Regions from separate parts of the Homo sapiens genome. Here region 1 is linked to region 2. The links are chromatin contacts, found by Hi-C or POLR2A ChIA-PET in ENCODE. All regions are on one chromosome and are shown on one strand. Each heading gives the region's core, a stretch centred on a gene start or an enhancer-like site at or near the end of the contact. The rest is flanking DNA. Distances are from core to core; before and after follow the strand shown. Region 1 overlaps SLC67A1-AS (SLC67A1 antisense RNA). Region 2 overlaps KCNQ1 (potassium voltage-gated channel subfamily Q member 1).

Region 1 (6,258 bases), core at 2,141-4,640, 430 kb before region 2:
AACCTGTGGACTCCCTTGAGGGATGCCTTGCCCGACCTCAGGACTCAGGAAGAAGGAAGAAGGAAGAACAGCCCTTGCAAAGGACGGATGTCCATCCGGGGAGGCAGGGGGAGGAGCCAGCAGCTGGCGGTCCCAGGCTGGCAAGGGCTGTGGTGGGGTGTGTGCACATGTGTATGTGTGCATGTGAGCATGTGTGTGCATGTGAAGGGCATCGTGGGATCAGGAAGAGATGTGCCTCCGAACGGGGTCCTGAGAGAGCAGCCTCACACCTGCTCACCAGCCAGAACTGGGAAACTCAGGCAGGATGGGTGGCATGGCCACCAGTGCCTCTGTCCCCCCACAGGCACCTGCCCGAGGGCCTGGAGCTTAGCTACTGCCCATCTCTTAGGTACACACGTCTCCCTCAACCGCAGCCTCCTTTGGTCCCAGTCCCTTTCCCCCACCCAGGAACAAAGGACAGCCCCAAGCTCTCACCATCCAACCCACATCCATGTTCTCTTTATTTTATTTTTCATAAGACAAGGTCTTGCTCTGTCATCCAGGCTGCAGTGCAGTGGTGTGATCATAGCTCACTGCCACCTTGAACTCCTGGGTTCAAGTGATCCTCCTGCCTCAGTCTCCCTGGTAGCTGGGACTGCAGATGAATACCACCACACCCAGCTAATTAAAAAAAAATTTTTTTTTTTATAGAGACAAGATCTTGCTATGTCGCCTGGGCTGGTCTTGAACTCCTGGCCTCAAGTGATCTTCCCACTGGAATTACAGGCATAAGCCATAGTGCCCAGCCTCCAGGTCTTTTAGAACCTTCAGAATTCAGTAGGGAATCCAGAAAGAAGCAGGAAGGATTTCCAAGAAGCAAGAGGAGAAGTCGCAAAACCCATGCAATTACTTCTGACCCTTGGAGGCCTCTCAGCTCTCACCTGTCCTCCCTGCCCCTAGACTTGCTGGCAGCTTCAGGGAGCCTGGCTATTTGGTTTCCACCGGGGGCAGCCACACTGGCATCTCAGTGAGGTGTAGCAGCCTCCCTTCCCTGCTCCAGGCACCCTGGACATGGCTGGGTGAGTTTCTAAAACTCTGGTGGTTCCCACCCTGGACCTCTGGTGACACTGCTGTGTTCCTGGGGCAGCCAGCCCTGGAGCCCTGGCCCCTCAGCCCCCACTGGATCATGCCACATTTTGCAAACCAAAGAAGCATGAGAGATAGAGAGCTCCAGCTTCAAGCACTGTCTGCCCTGCACTCATCTTTGGATGGGTCTCTGCCTGTGTCCCCTGCCTGGAATGGTCCCCTTGCCTGTACGTCTCTTCCCTTCCATCCTTGGATCTTGGCACAAGTCGTTGCCCTGAAAATCCCCCGTCCCCTCCTTCATCATACAACCTGGGCACCACCCTGCCTTGTATACTTATTTCTGCTTCTGCCTGCCCACCCGGAAGCCCCTGAAGGCACAGTTGCCCCTGAGGTCCCAGGGAGATATTGCTGAATGGACGGACAGACAGGTGAGGCCATAAATCAGACACCCTTAGTCCAGGCCTCAATTTGACATTTGAGGAGGAGGCACTGCTCAGGCCGCCAAGCCCAGGCCCAGGTGCCCAGACACCCTCAGCAACATCTGCCAGGCTGCCATGGCTAATACCCAAATACAGGGCCCTGCGAGGTGGCTCATGCTTGTAATCCCAGCACTTTGGGAGGCTGAGGCTGGCAGATCACTTGAGGCCAGGAGTTTGAGACCAGCCCAGCCAACAAGGCAAAACCCTGTCTCTACTAAAAATACAAAAAATTGGCTGGGTGTGGTGGCGCATGCCTGTAATCCCAGCTACTTGAGAGGCTGAGGCATGAGAATCGTGAACCTGGGAGGCGGAGGCTGCAGTGAGCCAAGATTGTACCACTCCACTCCAGCCTGGGCAAAAGAGTGAGACTCTCTATCTCAATAAAACCCAAAAACTCCCCCAAAAAGCAAAAACCCAAAAGCAAATACAAATAAGACCCCACATAAGCTCAATTCACTAACTGCTTCAAATTAAAACCTGGGGTAACCCAGGGAAGGGGGCAGCTGTAGATAGGGCTCAGCAGGGGGGCCCCAATCTTAAAATCCCCAGCAGTCAGCATGCGTGCCAGAGGCCTGTGCTTATGACAGGGCCCAGCACTCTGCAGCCAGCCCCACCAGGCTGGCATCTTCACCACTGACCAGGGCTTGCCTGGGTCTGGAACTCTTGAGCCTCAGTTTCCCCATCTGTGAAATGGGGACAACGTTAATCCCTGCCTCACGGGATGCTTGTGAAGATTAGACAAGATCATTTGCACATCAAGTGCATGGCATGAGGCTGCCTGGCAGAAAGGGTGTGCTGCAGTGGCAGCTGGTACTGACCAGCAGCTAGGGGATGGGGCCACTGCTGGGTGCTAGGCACGTGTGCCTCAGTGCTCACTCAGGGCTGGCGTGAAGACTGATGCATGAGAGTCGGAGTGACCTGTATCCCATGGACTGTCCTGAACTCTGACAAAGGTGGGGTTCACTGCCCAAACTGCTCATCATGTAGATAACATTTCATCCTAGGCTTGGCACGGTGGCTCATACCTGTAATCCCAGCACTTTGGGAGGCTGAGGCAGGTGGATCATGAGGTCAGGAGTTTGAGACCAGCTTGGCCAACATGGTGAAACCCCGTCTCTACTAAAAATACAAAAATTAGCCAGGTGTGGTGGCAGGCGCCTGTAGTCCCAGCTACTTGGGAGGCTGAGGCAGAATTGCTTGAACCTGGGAGGCGGAGGTTGCAGTGAGCCAAGATCGTGCCACTGCACTCCAGCCTGGGCGACAGGGTGAGACTCCATCTCAAAAAACAAACAAACAAACCAAACCCCTTTCACCCTGCCTGCCTGTTTACATGGCAGGGGTGTAGGTGCCTTTCCTCCCCGCCAGCCCACATCTCTGGGTATAGAGTGAATGTCCAGTTTTCATTACAGCACAGCTGGAGGGGTGGCCAGTGGCAGCTCTCTGCCCTGCCTGCCCCTCTAGGTTGGAGGGAGAGGCTGATGATGGTGAGGGTAGTGGCATCCTCAAGAGGAAGGCCGCTGTGCCAGGCACATACTGACTTGCCCTTTAAGCCTCATCAGAAGCTTTACAGATGAGAAAGAAGAGGCACAGAGAGGTTAAGCAACTTGCCCAAGGACACACAGCTAGTAAGAGGCAGATGCTCTGCCCAACTCCACAGCCTACTTGTTTGCTGCTGGCCAGGCAGTGCCTGTCCCCTGTTCCCCATACTGTTCCCCTTGCTGGGCCAATGCTGAGGAGCAGGTCTGATAGCCTCCAAGGTGAAGCCAGCTCCTGAGCTGCAGCCCCAAGCCCTGCAGCCCTCTCCAGCGCCCTCCCCTGGGCCCATTCTCTGCTCACTCTCTGAGCTCGGCCTGTGTGCCGCCACCTCCCTAACCACTTCCCCAGCTGCCCTGATTGCTGGCCCCCAGCTCCCAGCCAGAAGCAGGACTATGATTCCTTGTTGTTCCGAAGCAGCCAGGGCACAGTTGTGCTCAGGACTGAAGGGTGTGAGTGTCCATACGTGCCCAGGCAGTGACCACGCGGTGGGCAGGTGCAGGCCCGACACAGAGGCTGCAGCCTCGGGGCTGGCTGTCACCTAGGGGCTCCGGGCAGCAGCGCCAATGGCGGGAACGAAGGCAGAGGGCGCCGGGCTGCCGGCCGGGCCTGCGGGGGGATAGGGCAGGAAGAGGAAGAGGAGGAGCTGGGGATGAGGAGGGAAGGAAGGAGGAGGGAGGGGAGGAGGGGCAGGGGGAGCAGAGAGGAAATGGGGGAGGGGCGGCAGGGCGGGTACCCACCTCTCCGCAGAGCGGGCTCTTTGTCTCCCCTCCCCCACCCCCTGGAGACGGGCGAGGCCCACGTGCTGTTTCCCACTGAGGTGCGAGTGACACCGCCCCACCCCCAGATCCGAGGGGTGTTGGGGTTTGTGAAAAATGCGCTCCTGCCCGCTGCAGCCCGGACAGCCACACTGGGCAGAGCCCCCATCTTACACTTGAGGGGACTCGGGGCCAGAGAGCAAGGCCCTGGCCCAAGTCACCCCCAGGTGTGAGGCATGAATGAGGTGGGTGGGGGTCCTGGTGGCTGTGCCGTTTCGGGACGCCAGGGGGCAGCAGGCGCCCAGCTTCAGCCCTCAGGCTCCAGGCTCCAGTGGGCGGGAGGCTGCTTGGCTTCTGGCTGCCCCTGCGGCTGGGGAAGGGGGCACGGGCAACCTCTTGGTTGAGCATCTACTCTGAGCAGCCCTCGCCTGTGGGGTGCAGCCACCTGGGAGTGTGTTAACCTGGGAGGCCGCCAGGGCAAGCCTGCCGTCACCTCCTGGCCTCTGCGCTCGGTCTGGCCAACTGCCCTGGCTTCAAAGCTCAGCCAGGAGGAGGTGGAGAATGGGAGGGAGGAAGGAATGAAGGAAAGAAGGAAGGAGTTAAGTGTTGGGGGCTCCCCTCCTTCTCTGACCCTGGAGGTCAGTGGGGCGGGACCCCAGCCCAGGGCAGGAGGTGGCTTCACTGTCTCTGACTTGCTGGGGGACCCTAGGCCGGTCACTCCACCTCTCTGGGCCTCAGTTTCCTGCACAGGAAAGTAATAGGATTCAGAGAGGTCACGCCATGTAGCAGGCGCTTTTAACTGACATCTGAAATACAGTCTCCCTCAAGGCCTGGGAAGCCCCTTCACCCCCGAGGGCCCAGTAGGGGTGAGGCTTCCTCAGTAACTGCAGGCCCCTCCTCCTGCAGTGGAGGAGGGAGTGGTGGGGTGCATCTGGGGGCCCTCATGCCACCTCTCTGGAGGCATCCCCACTCTCTGGCATTTCAAATAGGCCCTGAGCTTCTCTGAACGCTGTGGCTTGGGTGTGGAAAGCAGGGTGGGAGGGAGTGGCTTGGAGAGGCTTTGAGGCCCTGGCGCCCCCCGTAGGCAGGAGATGCTGGTCACAGGGGTCTCCCCGAGCTCCAGCAGGAAGTCAGGGGGCTTGGTGGGAAGGGAGATCTGCTCACACCAGATTTGTTTTTCCTGCTGTTTCCCTGATAAAGTGAGCCACTGGGCCTGGGACCCCTGTGTCTGTGTCCTGTGGATTGGCAGGGAGAGGAGGAAAGGCCTGGTGGGCTCAGAGCTGGCTGCAGGGGTGTCTGACATAGGTCCCCACATGTCCTTGAGACCCTCCTCGGTACCTGCTTCCTAGCCCGGGAGCCCCCTTCCTAGCCCAGAAAGGCGCCGTGTGAAGCCCACGATGACCAGTGGCCCTCGGTTTCCTGGAACATTCAGTGCCGAAACCAGCAGTCTCAGGCAGGCTGGGACCAGGGGGTCCCTCTCTTCCAGACCCCAAGGGAAGCAGCCCCTGGTCCCGTTCTGGAGCAGGGGTGACTGTTCCCTATTCCCACTGGGCCTCTCCTCAGGGCCTGCCCAGCTCCGCCCATCGGTTCCTGGGGAGTGAGGACCCCTGGCCGGAACCCCCAGCACAAGGCAGTCCCTGTAATCGGAGCTTGTGCCGCATGTGGCCACGTCACCGCAGGGAGGCCGGCACCTGCGGAGGACGTGCCTGGCAGCCGCCCCAAGAACAGCCTGTCCTGGGGGGCGGGGCGAGCCTTGCGCGCGGGGAACTGGTGCGGGGGAGCTCTCCTGGCCCAGCATGGCCCCCCGCCAAGTGTGTGCTGAGCCGCCTGTTGCGGGAGGGGGGGCCTTGGGTTAATCTGTCACTCCCCATGCCCCTGGGGCCTCTGGGCTGGATGACTCCCCACCCCATCTTATGGATGGGAAGGTGGAGGCTCAGTGGGGGCAGGGAGCTCTGGGGCCTTTGGGGGCACAGCCAGTCAAGCTCCTGTCCAGGGCTGGTCTGAGGACCTGCTGCTGGGTGATGTGGTTTGAGGCCAAAGGGGTGGCCTTTCCAGAGTCAGGCATCCCTGGGCAGGGTTGTACCCTGCACAGATGCCCAGCCCTGGCTCTAGGGCTTGGGGTGGGAGATGTCAGGGGAGATTCCCAGGGCCCTTGACTTCTTTCTTTTCCTGCTTTCTTGTGCCCTCACAGAAGTCCTATGGAGGGGCTCAGGCTGGGTGAAAGGCAGGGCCAACCTCAAGTCTCAGTGACCTCAGGCAGGTGGCTTAACCTCTGGGAGCCTGAGTCCCCTCCCTTGCAAAATGGGCACGAACACACCTCCCTCTCAGGGGTCTTGGAAGGATTAAATGAGGCAACGAGCCCAGCCCTGGGTTAGGGCAGGGCCCTGAGCAGGCACAAGATGAAGGCAGCAAGTGTTGTCATT
Region 2 (5,574 bases), core at 2,998-5,497:
AGGCTGAGACGGGAGGATGGCTTGAGCCCAGGAGTTGGAACTGCAGTGAGCCGTCATAGCACCAAGCACTTCAACCTGGGCGACAGAGTGAGACCGCAGCTCTAAAAACAAGTTGTTTAAAAGGGCCGGGCGTGGTGGCTCATGCCTGTAATCCCAGCACTTTGGGAGGCTGAGGCGGGCGGATCACGAGGTCAGGAGATGGAGACCACGGTGAAACCCTGTCTCTATAAAAATACAAAAAATCAGCTGGATACAGTGGCGGGCGCCTGTAGTCCCAGCTACTCGGGAGGCTGAGGCAGGAGAATGGCATGAACCCGGAAGGCGGAGCTTGCAGTGAGCCGAGATCGCGCCACTGCACTCCAGCCTGGGTGACAGAGCGAGACTCCGTCTCAAAAAAAGAAAAAAAAAATTGTTTAAAAGAACTGAAGGACTAGCAAGGGATAAGGGAAGGCTTCACAGAGCAGGTATCTGATAGAGGACTTGGTCCAGAATATAGAAACATGTAACATCTCGGCCGGGAGCCGTAGCTCATGCCTGTAATCCCAGCACTTTGGGAGGCCGAGGCAGGTGGATCACGAGGTCAGGAGTTAGAGACCAGCCTGGCCAACGTGGTGAAACCCTGTCTCTACTAAAATACAAATATTAGCCAGTCATGGTGGCGGGCATCTGTAGTCCCAACTACTTGGGAGGCTGAGGCAGGAGAATCACTTGAACCCGGGAGGCAGAGGTTGCAGTGAGCCAAGCAAGATCACGCCACCACACTACAACCTGGGAGACGGAGAGTGAGATTCTCTCTCAAAATAAAGAAAAAAAAAAAAACTCTTGAATTCAATGAAAAACCACCCACGTTTTCTTAACAGACAATTTGACAGACACTTTACCAAAGAAGATATGTGGACAACAACTAAGCAGCTGAAAAGATGACCCCACACAGTGAGTCACCAGGAATGCCAGGGAGGGCCCCGACACACCTGTTAGATTGGCTAAAATTAAAGACCGACCACACCAAGTGTTGACAAGGAGACAGAGGAACTAGAGCTGTCGCACGGAGCTGCTGGACTGCAAAAGGGGATTGCTGCTTTAGAAAACGGTTTGTCAGTGTCCTAGAAAGTGAAGCCCTCACCCACCCCATGACACAGCCGTTCCACTTCCCAGCGGGCTGCAGAGCAGTTCAACCACTTGCTTGCACAAGAGAAGCAAAAGCATTTGCTCGCACAGAGACTCCAGCTATTCCTAGCAGTATCATTTGTGAGAGCCCAAATGGGATACAGCCGCCCACATGTCCATCAACAGGTGCATGGATCGGCAAAGTAGGCTCTACCCAAACAACAGGCCGACACACACAACAGACACACAGCTCAAAATCATGACGCTGAATAAAAGAAGCCAGACGAAACCAGCGTTGGCTGCCAGAGTCCATCCAAATAAAATTCCACAAGGCACAAGCCCATCCATCGTGCCTGATGGTAGGGCAGCAGTGGCCTGGTCGTGGGGACAGGGGGACGCTGTGAGGGTGATGGGTGTGCCCACTCTGCTGATGCTGGCTTCACAGGGCCTCCAAATGTCAGGACTCATGGAACTGTCTGCTTTAAACTGGGGCAGTTTACCGTATGCCAAGCACGCCTCCGTAAAGCTACTTAGAAAAAAAAAGTGCATGCCTGTAATCCCAGCACTTTGGGAGGCTGAGGCAGGCAGATCGCTTGAGCTCAGGAGCTTGAGACTAGACTGGGCAATATAGCAAGACCCCATCTCTACAAAAAATACAAAAATTAGCCAGGCGTGGTGGTGTGCATCTGTAGTCCCAGCTACTCAGGAGGCTGAGGCGGGAGGATCTCTTGAGCCAGGGAGGTCGAGGCTGCAGTGAACCAAGATCACACCACTGCACTCTTAGCCTAAGTGACAGAGGGAGACCCTGTCTCGAAAAATAAAAAATAAACTTCTGGGAATGGGCCTGTGGCCTGTGAAAGGTTGGGAGCCCAGGAGAGACAGTGCATTTTCCGGGCACAGTCTAAGCACGTGGCTAACAGCCCTTTAAGAAGCTGCTGTTATCCCTATTTTACAGATGGGGTAAAGGAAATGCAGAGGCACATGGCCTGCACCCACAGGGCCACTGGGCAGGTCCCCACGCTGGGCCAGCCCATCAGCCTCCCTGCCCTGTCCCTAACCAGGTGGAAGGCAGTGCCTGGACTCGGAGGTCACAGCAGCCCCAGTGCGGGTGGCCCATGCCATCCAGCAGTGCCCAGCTCCTACCCTGCCCCACACCTTGAATCCACCTGGCCTGGGTCTGCAGGGAAGGGATCAGGGGAGCAAAGGGGTCCCCACAGCCCCCATTGCAAGACGCACGCCTGCTGGCTGTGTGCACTGGGCCCGTGTGCCCAGGCATTGACGTGGGGGGCAGGTGTCTCTCACCTCACCTGGGCCAGGCCCGGTGGGCAGCAGCCTGTCCAGCACAAGAGCACCCCAACGCCTTTGCCAAACCCCAGCTCCCAGCCTTCCCCAGCCTGCACCCTGACGTGATCTCAATGGTCCCATGTGACTCGGATTGTGGTTCTCAGCAGAGATACAAAACCACTTCCTGAGGCTGTATCTGTCTCCTGGTGGCTTCTCAGCTGAGCCCCCGGCCACACCATATCCTCTGCAGAAGCCTATATCAAGCCAGGGGACCAGGGCCCCACACCATCCCTGGCTGCTCCAGGGAAGAGGGAGCAGCCTCCTCCGTGAGGACCAAAAGGGTAGAGGCCGACACCGTTGAAGCCAGTCCTGCCCTCCTCCTGGGCCCCTGCCTCCCTGCCGGACACCAAGGTGCCACGAAGGGCGCTCATGGCTCAGCCCACCCCATGGAGCCCTGTGCAATGGGGAGATAAACCCAGACCCCCTCACAGCCCACTTCCACCCCTGCAGAGGCACCCTGGCCCTCACCCCAGGGAGGCCCAGGCCCTCGGACCTGCTGACCAACCCTGCCCGGCTCTCCAGCCACAGCTTGCTCCTCCGACCTCCAGGTCACCTCCTGCCCCTGCCTGGAGTGCCCCCATCTGTCGGGCTTCCCCTGGAAGGCACTCCCTCAGGCTCCCACAGCCCCCTGCAGCCCAGCTGCCCACAAACCCACCCCAAAGCCCCTAGACTGTGGCCAGGTCATGCTCACTGCTGCAACCCAGGGCTGGCCCTCAGAGCAGGAGGCCAGGTGTTCTGGGAGCGGGCAGAGGAGACCACAGAGGAAGAGCGCAGGGGCCAGGCCCTCGCTCTCTATAAACTAAAACTATTATGATCCCTGTTTCCAGATAGGATGACTGAGGCCAAGGGAGGCTAAGGAACATGGAGCTCAGCCCTGTTCTCATGAGGACAGGAAGGCCCTCTCCCTCTGCCCACCTGGCAGGAGGCCCCCTGGACAAGGCTGGCCAGCATATCTGAAGCCTGGCCCCAGGCAGCAGCCTGGCAGCAAGCTCTCCTGAGGACTTCTGGCCTGCTGATGGCTGTGCCCCCGGGCAAGGCTGGCACCACACAGAAGCCCCCGAGCCTGGGCAGATGTCAGTGATAGCATCTTGAACCCCACTCCACGACAGGCCAGCAAGGGTCAGAAGGCTGTGGCTGCCACAGCCAGCAACAGGGGCCAGCCCCTTGCCCCTCTAAGAACCACAGCCCCAGGCCCAGGAGGGGACCCCCAGCACTGTGTTCCCTCAAAACTCACTCTCTTCTGGGAGCCCCCCTCCTCCTGCAAAGTAGGGGACAAACCCCAGCCTGGGGAGGGGAAGTCCCAGCCAGGACTTCTCCCCCCAGCAAGCACCCATCAGGCGGGGCTCAGCCATGTGTCACCTCCCCTTTGGAGATCGCTTCTCCACTCTGGGCCTCAGTTTCCCCAGCTACAAAATGGGGCAGCTGGGCCACAGCCTGCCTGCATCTCCTCCCCCAACAACGAAGGTCACTGTTCCAGCTTCCTCAGCGACACTCCCTAGGCAAAGCCTCAGGAAAACTCAAAAACGTCCCTGAGCCCCCTGGGTGGATGGGCAGGTCCCGGCTAGGACAGGAAGAAGCAATGCCCCCATAGCCAGCCCGAGAACACTCATGCAGGCCCTGAAGGGCGGGCCCCTGGGAGTCGACCTGAGCCGTCACCAAGCTCCCCAAGGAAAGGACAGGGCAGGTCATGAGCCCGGCAGGTGCAGCCAGGAACCAACCACATCTAGACCCGCCTGGCAGCACACAGCTCCTGCCTGCCAGCCAGGCTCCAAATGGCCTTCCAGGAGGCATGGCTGGAGCCCACCAAGGCCCAAGGGGAGCCGTGGATCTGTACCATTCATTGTTCCCAGCCTGCCCGGAACACAGGCTCTACCCAGAGGGACACCAGACAAGGCCACTCCTCCGTAAACCTTCTCCCAGGAAGCTCTGGGAAGCATGCTGGTGGGAGGCAGAGCTCGGCGCCCACCCCTCCCCTCTCCAATTCCACCCCCAAGCAGGCACTGGTACAAGGCACCTAGCGTGAGCAAGGTGTGAGAGGGGCCAGCACGGGGCAGGGGCCGGACAGGGAGCTCTGCTACGCACAAGCTGTGTGACCCTGGGCAAGTGTCCACCCTCTCAGGCCTCTACCCAACCAAGACAAGTGACGAGCTCAGAGGAGTCTCAGCCCTGGTGGGGGCCGTGGTTCCTCCTGACTCAGATCCTGGCTGGCTGGACCTTGGAGGATCACCTAAGGCCACCTGGCTGCAGGAGGCAGTCCGCTGTGGGGACAGTGCACTGCCCAAGAGCTTCCAGCTGCAGCCAGGGCCTCAGGGCCTCACACCTGGACTGGAGGCCAGCCTGGCAGGCCTTGGAGAAGGGGTCACGGTGCCAGCTTGAGCCCAGGAGGTCGCACTGCAGTGAGTGATGACTGTGCCACTGCACTCTAACCTAGGCGACAGAGTGAGACCCTGCTTCAAAAAAAAATAAAAAATAAAAAAACTTCTGGGAAGGGGCCTGTGGCCCATGGAAGGTTAGGAGCTCTGGAGGGACTGCATTTTCTCGGTGCGGTCTAAGCATGTGGCTAACAGCCCCTGAAGGAGCGGCCGTTACCCATTTTACAGATGGGGGAAAGGAAACAAGAGCCCATGGCCTGCACCCACGGGGGCGGCCGGGGCAGCTCCCTGCACTGGACCAGCCCATCAGTGCCCAGAGTTGGTGCCCAGGACCCCAGAGATTGCTGTCTTACTTCCTCGGGCAGGAGGACTTTGAACTACCTTAACACACAGGAAAAGAGAAGAGAAGCGCCCTGTGGACTCCAGCTCCTTCCATCTCTGGGCAGCTCCCCACAGTGGGATCCGCCTCAGCCCCAGCCCACCTAGGAGGGGTCAGCAGAGCCACCCTTTCCTCCTCGCCCAGACTGTTCTTCCCACCAGCATCCCAGAGTCCAACACGGACCATGTAATCCTGGCCCCTGAGAGAAGCTGGAATCTGCCACACAGAGGCACTGCCCACCCCCCCAACTCCTGTCCCCCAGGCCTCCCCAAGGACAGGACATGGGACTCATGCCTGGTGCAGGGCCCAATGTGGGGGCAGCAGCCAGGGGCCAGGAGCCCATGGGACCCTAGCACCATGTGGACCCAGGAC

Evidence for each region. A loop is a pair of places that touch in the nucleus more often than their neighbours do. ChIA-PET counts read pairs that join two places held with the same protein, here RNA polymerase II (POLR2A). Pooled maps may share reads with other maps.
Region 1: a loop to region 2 is called in a pooled map, with 2.6 times the contacts of the local background. The contact joins two enhancer-like sites. A Hi-C loop is called at or near these places in 1 of 168 maps with a recorded cell type or tissue (naive thymus-derived CD4-positive, alpha-beta T cell) and 5 of 50 pooled maps. POLR2A ChIA-PET finds 5 or more read pairs at or near these places in 2 of 52 experiments (H1 and activated naive CD4-positive, alpha-beta T cell).

What each region holds. Positions count from the first base shown.
Region 1 is chr11:2,890,108-2,896,365 of GRCh38, reverse strand. The region is part of intron 2 of SLC67A1-AS (SLC67A1 antisense RNA); the gene reads left to right. Among named protein-coding and RNA genes, the nearest start is that of CDKN1C, 7.5 kb to the right of the region's middle. RefSeq lists an enhancer at 3,732-4,531. Within about 2 kb of position 3,390, at least 29 of the 41 ENCODE cell types and tissues checked have a DNase peak (open chromatin) inside an H3K27ac peak, as active enhancers do.
Region 2 is chr11:2,464,509-2,470,082 of GRCh38, reverse strand. All of the region lies in intron 1 of KCNQ1 (potassium voltage-gated channel subfamily Q member 1), which reads right to left. Among named protein-coding and RNA genes, the nearest start is that of KCNQ1, 22 kb to the right of the region's middle. RefSeq lists an enhancer at 2,678-2,727. Within about 2 kb of position 4,247, at least 5 of the 41 ENCODE cell types and tissues checked have a DNase peak (open chromatin) inside an H3K27ac peak, as active enhancers do.